2 separate regions of the Homo sapiens genome follow, and region 2 is linked to region 1. Evidence: read pairs that join two places in POLR2A ChIA-PET (ENCODE). Cell type or tissue: Panc1. All regions are shown on one strand. Each heading gives the region's core, and the rest is flanking DNA. Links, peaks and the distances in the headings are about the cores only.

Region 1 (2,842 bases), core at 343-2,842:
TAGTAAGTTTTGAAATTAGGAAGTGTGAGTCCTCCAACTTGGCTCTTTTTTTTTAAGATTGTTTTAGCTAGTCTGAGTCCCTTGCATTTTCGTCACAGCTGCAGTTCCTTAATGTCTCCTGAAGAACTCTCTAGCATGTACTGTTCTAGCTGAGAAAACCTGAGTCCATGTATTTTCTAAGAGTAGCTCTTGTAATTAGGTAGGAATTGTGTGGCTCCAAATATCTGCTTCACTGGCAGAAACTTAATTATTATACCTTTATTTCTTTAACTCAGAGACTTTTGAAGGACCACAGGAGCCAATCAGGCCAAGGCACAAAGGGAATTCAGGCAATAATCCTGCTGAAGGGTTCAGAGGCAGTCTTGTTAGGGTCACAGATTTCAGAGCTCTACCACTGCTTTCTGTGTGCCTTTGGGTTATATACTTATTTAAAGATCAGTGTCTTCATTTTAAAAAAAGAGATAATAATATCTACCTCACAGAATTATTAAGATGATAAATAGGATCATATATTTTAAGTGCTCAACAGAGTAGTAGACGGAAGACCTTGAATTATCTTTTTAAAACTGACTCTCTTGTTCCAAGCCAGATAAGCTCAAGGGTCAGGAAGTGGGACCTGTGTGTGTACCAGGAGCCCTCCTGAGCCAATGTCTAGACAGGCTTGTGTACCCTGAGAGGCTCCTGCAGTAGGGACTAGAGCCAGGGAAACTGGGCAGAAACAGAGGCAGAGGTGAGCAAAGGAAAAGGAAGAGAGCTTCCTTCTAGAAGTTTCAGAGTTAGGAAAGACGCAGGAAGGGAGAAAGCTGATGTGGCCTTACAAACCAGATTGGAAGAAAAAGAATTCAGTAGCACTAGAGAAGGAAGATCCATAAAGAGCCTTCTGCCTTGTGAGTTCTTCTAACCCAAGAAAAATGTTAGCAATGAAGGCTTACACCAACACACATCAGACACTTTGGGGTTTTGCTTGTCTTCCTCAAGTACTATATTATATAATCTTACATAAACTGTAGGAGGAAAATCAGGTTAATGTTGATTTTGGTTTACATCTTCATTTATTCACTGGAACTTGCCTGGGACCTGACACTTACTTAAAGATCTGGCTCATGGCTAAGCCTGGCTTTGGATTCTTGTGAGACCACACATCACCACTTACTTACTGACACAGCAGTCAGCACTCAGCTCTCCTTCTCCAGTAGGCCACATCTCCTGATACGAAATCTAGGTTTGAATGTGATGCCAGCTGCCTGGAAGCCTTGAGAGGTGTCCTAATGATAGAAAACTGCATTTTGGCTCATGCTAACACCCATTTACTTTTATTACAGTTACAGAGATCTATCAAGGAGTCTGAATCTGCATCTGGTCTCAATAGGAAGAATTAGTATTGATTAGCTTTGGGAATGGTAGTATACAGTTATAAGTATAGGGCATGATTGGCCATTCTGGGACCCTGCAAGAAAAATGCTTATTAAATTAATAATTAGGCTGGGTTCAGTGGCTCATGCCTCTAATCTCAGCACTTTGGGAGGCCAAGGTGGGTGGATCACTTGAGGCCAGGAGTTCAAGACCAGCCTGGGCAACATGGCAAAATGCTGTCTCTACAGAAAATACAAAAATTAACGAGACATAGTGGCATGCGCCTGTGGTCCCAGCTACTTGGGAGTTGCAGCGGGGGATGATCCTTTGAGCCCAGGAGGTCAAGGCTGCAGTGAGCCAAGATGGTGCCACTACACTGTAGCCTGGGTGACAAAGGACACCCTGTCTCAAAAAAATAAAAATAAAAATAAATTGATAATTAACATGCTGTTTATTCCATTAAAAATACAAAGAACACAAAGTTTAAAAGACGTACGTACCCTCAGGTTCCAAGGCAACAGCTGCTATGCCCACATTAGACCCAACGAATTCCTGAGGGAAAGAGGGTTTTGGAGATGAGAGTTTCCCTCAGCAAGGAGAGAAGTTACAGGTCTATGCTCTCTCACTTGGAAGCAAATTCCTCTCATCTTGTATTTCATTTCTGAAAAGATTCAGTGAAAAAAGAAGTTGTTTATATGCAATTAATTGAATTTTTAAAAGTTTATCACCTGCTTTTTTTTTTTTTTTTGAGATGGAGTCTTGCTGTGTCACCCAGCCTGGAGTGTAGTGATGCCATCTCTGCTCACTGCAACCTCCACCTCCCGGGCTCAAATGATCCTCCTGCCTCAGGCTCCCAAGTAGCTGGAATTACAGGAGCCCACAACCAGGCCTGGCTAATTTTTGTATTTTTATTTGTATTTTTGTATTTTACTTTTTTTTTTTTTTTTTTTTAGGGGTTTCACGATGTTGCCCAGGCTGGTCTCGAACTCCTGACCTCAGGTGATTCGCCCACTTCAGCCTCCCAAAGTGCTGGGATTACAGGTGTGAGCCAGCACGCCCAACTTCATTTTGTTTTGTTTTGTTGTGGCAAAATATATACTTTAAAAAATTACCATTTTAATCATTTTTACATCTGCACTTCAGTGACATTAACTGAACCATCACCACTGTCCATCTCCAGTACTTTTTCATCTTCCATCACCAACATTCATCTCTAGAAAACTGTCAGCTTCCCAAACTGAAACTCTGTAGCTACTAAACAATAATTCCCCATATCTCGCTTCTTCCATCTCCTGACAACCACCATTCTACTTCCTTTTGAATATCACACACACACACACACACACACAGAGATATGTGTATATATGAGAGTGTATATATATATAATATATATACCTTCATATAAGTGGAGTCATACAATATTTGTTCTTTTGTGTTTAGCTTATTTCACTTAGCATAATGTCCTCAAAATTAATCCATGTTGTAACAT
Region 2 (2,865 bases), core at 1-2,500, 680 kb after region 1:
GGACATAAAAGGGAGAAAAGGGGGAAAATTCTAGACTATTTTAACTTTCGTCCTAAAGAACCAATCTCCTCTACAGAACAGAAATAAGTACTATCATCTTTATTTAGAATGAAATAAACTAAAGCCTAACACAAATAACAATTATAATGCATTTTATTTTCTCAGAGAGCATTAAAGTTCCTGTAGTCGGCAGCAATATAAGTTCATTTGTTCATTAAATAAGCATTTATTGTACCAGATGCTGTCATGGTGGTTTTATAAAAAATAGAAAATATGTATAGTTATATGAGAACAGTATAAAATGACATTTAGAGAACCAAATAAATTTTCACAAATTAAGTCCAAGAGTGTGGAAAGCCTGCAGAATCAAGATACAATCAGTAAGGTGGGCTTGTTGACAAGGACCATTTCAGAGGTAAATGATTTCTGAGGTAGTAGTGGTTATGAGTGCAGAAAAGAAAGATGTGCTTTTCAGGTTGAAAGAATATCATGATGGTGACAGTTAGGATTTCAATTGGAACAATTCATTTAGGAGGATGCCATGATTTTCTTTTCTTCTGAAATATTTTATGAGAAAGATAGTATGTAGATCCTCAAATGGATTCATATTTTGTCACTATAACTAGTTTAGTAATAGTGAAACATATTGCTGGAGTTTGTGAACAACTTCAATTGTAATAAAGCTTGTGCTTGCTTTAGGCCTACTCTTGGAAAATTTTAGATTGAGTGAGGTATATGGGGTACTAATTTTGCTATTAGTTTATATCATTATTTGGGAATATGACTTTTTTTAAATTGCAACAACAAACAATGAAAATTATAACTAAGAGTCACATTCAGTAGTATCTTCTCTTTACAAAATCTGAATATAGACAATCTTCAAGGGCTTCGGAAATACAAAGAAAGATTTCATTGCAATGGATTTTCTCAACCCATTTGAAGTTCCTCCTTGTCTCTTCTGTCATTATTTGTCTGGTCTATCCTTAAGATCACTGAATAAACAAACCTATCCACCGATCTTGGCACTTTTTTTTTTTTTGAGATGGAGTCTCCCTCAGTTGCCCAGGCTGGAGTGCAGTGACCCAATCTCCGCTCACTGCTAGCTCTGCCTCCCAGGTTCACACCATTCTCCTGCCTCAGCCTCCCGAGTAGCTGGGACTACAGGCGCACGCCGCCACAACCGGCTAATTTTTTTTTTTTTTTTTTTGGTATTTTTAGTAGAGACAGGTTTCACCGTGTTAGCCAGGATGGTCTCGATCTCCTGACCTTGTTATCCGCCCACCTCGGCCTCTCAAAGGGCTGGGATTACAGGCGTGACACACTGCACCGGGCCTGATCTTGGCACCTTTTAAAACTTTCTCATTTATATTCAATTTTCCATTTTGGGGGGAATTCTCATTAGCTCTTGGCCATTTAGTTGAGGCTTTCTTGCCAGGGAACAGGCACATGCAAAGGGCTTTGGGAAGGGAGGTAATGATGAGGGACATGCTAGTTAAGAAGATTAATGGGTGGTGGCTGGGATCACACTGGTGACTTCCCAGGCATTCAGAGGCTTTGTGTTCCACAAAAACATTGGGTTCACGTTGAGGAGTTGAAGAGAGGTAGAGGAAATACTGAGGTTGTTATATTGGTCATCATATTCCCCTTACACACTAACAGAAAGCCTTTGCCAAGCAGCCTTGATGGAAATCATACATGTTAAGGCCCACTTAGACAAATGAGTCTACATGTAAGAAGGACAGACAACCTTTGCATTGTTAGACAGGTTTAGGGACTTAGAAAAGAATATCATGACCTGGTTTTTTGATTTCCACGAAAATAAACTTTTATAAAGTGCTCCAGAAATTTTACGGAGGACATGCAAAATCTCACTTAACATGAGATTTTGAAACTTGGGTCTAGTATTCTTACAACTTCACTCTGTTTTTGTAGAGGAGAAAATATTGAGAAATGAAATACAAATAAAATCTGGATTCAATTGAAGTACATTTTGAATATTATTTTTGCTTCACTTAAATATTATCCATTTTCAGATATATACATATGATCAGAAGACAGACAGAGAAAAACTAAACAGGGTAGTGATATGGCTAATTTTTCTTCTATAGGCTTACTTATACTGTTATTTGTTAATAAAAATGAATGGATGTTATTTTTTTCAATAAGAAAACATTAATAATTGTCATTTTTAGAAAGAGAAAAATGGAATCCTAATTCTAGACTAATGGTGAGTCAAAGTAAATAAAATCTACTGCAGGGCTAAATTGCTAAATGTCATGACATATCATTTTGTAGAAAACATTATAATTTGTTGAAATGACAACTTTGTATGGTAAACAATATTTTACTTTTGGATGAAATGAACTGACAAAAGCAATGAGTAAAGCTTTTAAAAAGCTTGGAGCAGTGTCTAATATGTAGCAAGACCTATATATATATACATATTTCATAAACAAATAAAACAAAACAAATGAATTTTTAAGTAAACAAGTAAATATATAAAGAAAAAAACTCCTTTGAGATGGTGCTCCTGCTTGTGTACTTGGGAGAGAATTGGTAGGTAGGCTAAGAGCTATGGAATTAAAACAAAAAAACACAACTTCATGGAAAAGAAAGATTTTAAGAGGGCTTTATATGAAAATATAGTTGAGCAAAGTAATTTGGCATTGAAGAATTCATATTGGACAAGTTTGGTATTCTGACAGGTAATTGGGATTCTAATAAATCTGAGTTTCTAAGGGCAGATAGCTCACTGGTAATAGGGTATTGTCCATTTGTAAAAATTTTTCACTTGGACATGTATTAGTCATTGAATCATATACTTATCAGCTTTTATCAGTCCAATATATTGTATGTTTATAAACA

Evidence for each region. Peaks named below come from ENCODE experiments on the same cell type or tissue, not always from the same donor. Only the 100,000 strongest peaks of a DNase experiment are listed, where the experiment ranks them.
Region 2: POLR2A ChIA-PET joins it to region 1 with 8 read pairs; 1 of 35 experiments calls an interaction of 5 or more read pairs at or near these places.

The regions. Positions count from the first base shown.
Region 1 is chr10:62,125,941-62,128,782 of GRCh38, reverse strand. No RefSeq gene overlaps it. Among named protein-coding and RNA genes, the nearest start is that of LINC02621, 130 kb to the left of the region's middle. In Panc1, for the core only: no CTCF peak of the experiment used is centred there; no DNase peak of the experiment used is centred there; H3K27ac peaks cover 358 bases.
Region 2 is chr10:61,441,639-61,444,503 of GRCh38, reverse strand. The region is part of intron 1 of TMEM26 (transmembrane protein 26); the gene reads left to right. Among named protein-coding and RNA genes, the nearest start is that of TMEM26-AS1, 9.6 kb to the left of the region's middle. In Panc1, for the core only: no CTCF peak of the experiment used is centred there; no DNase peak of the experiment used is centred there.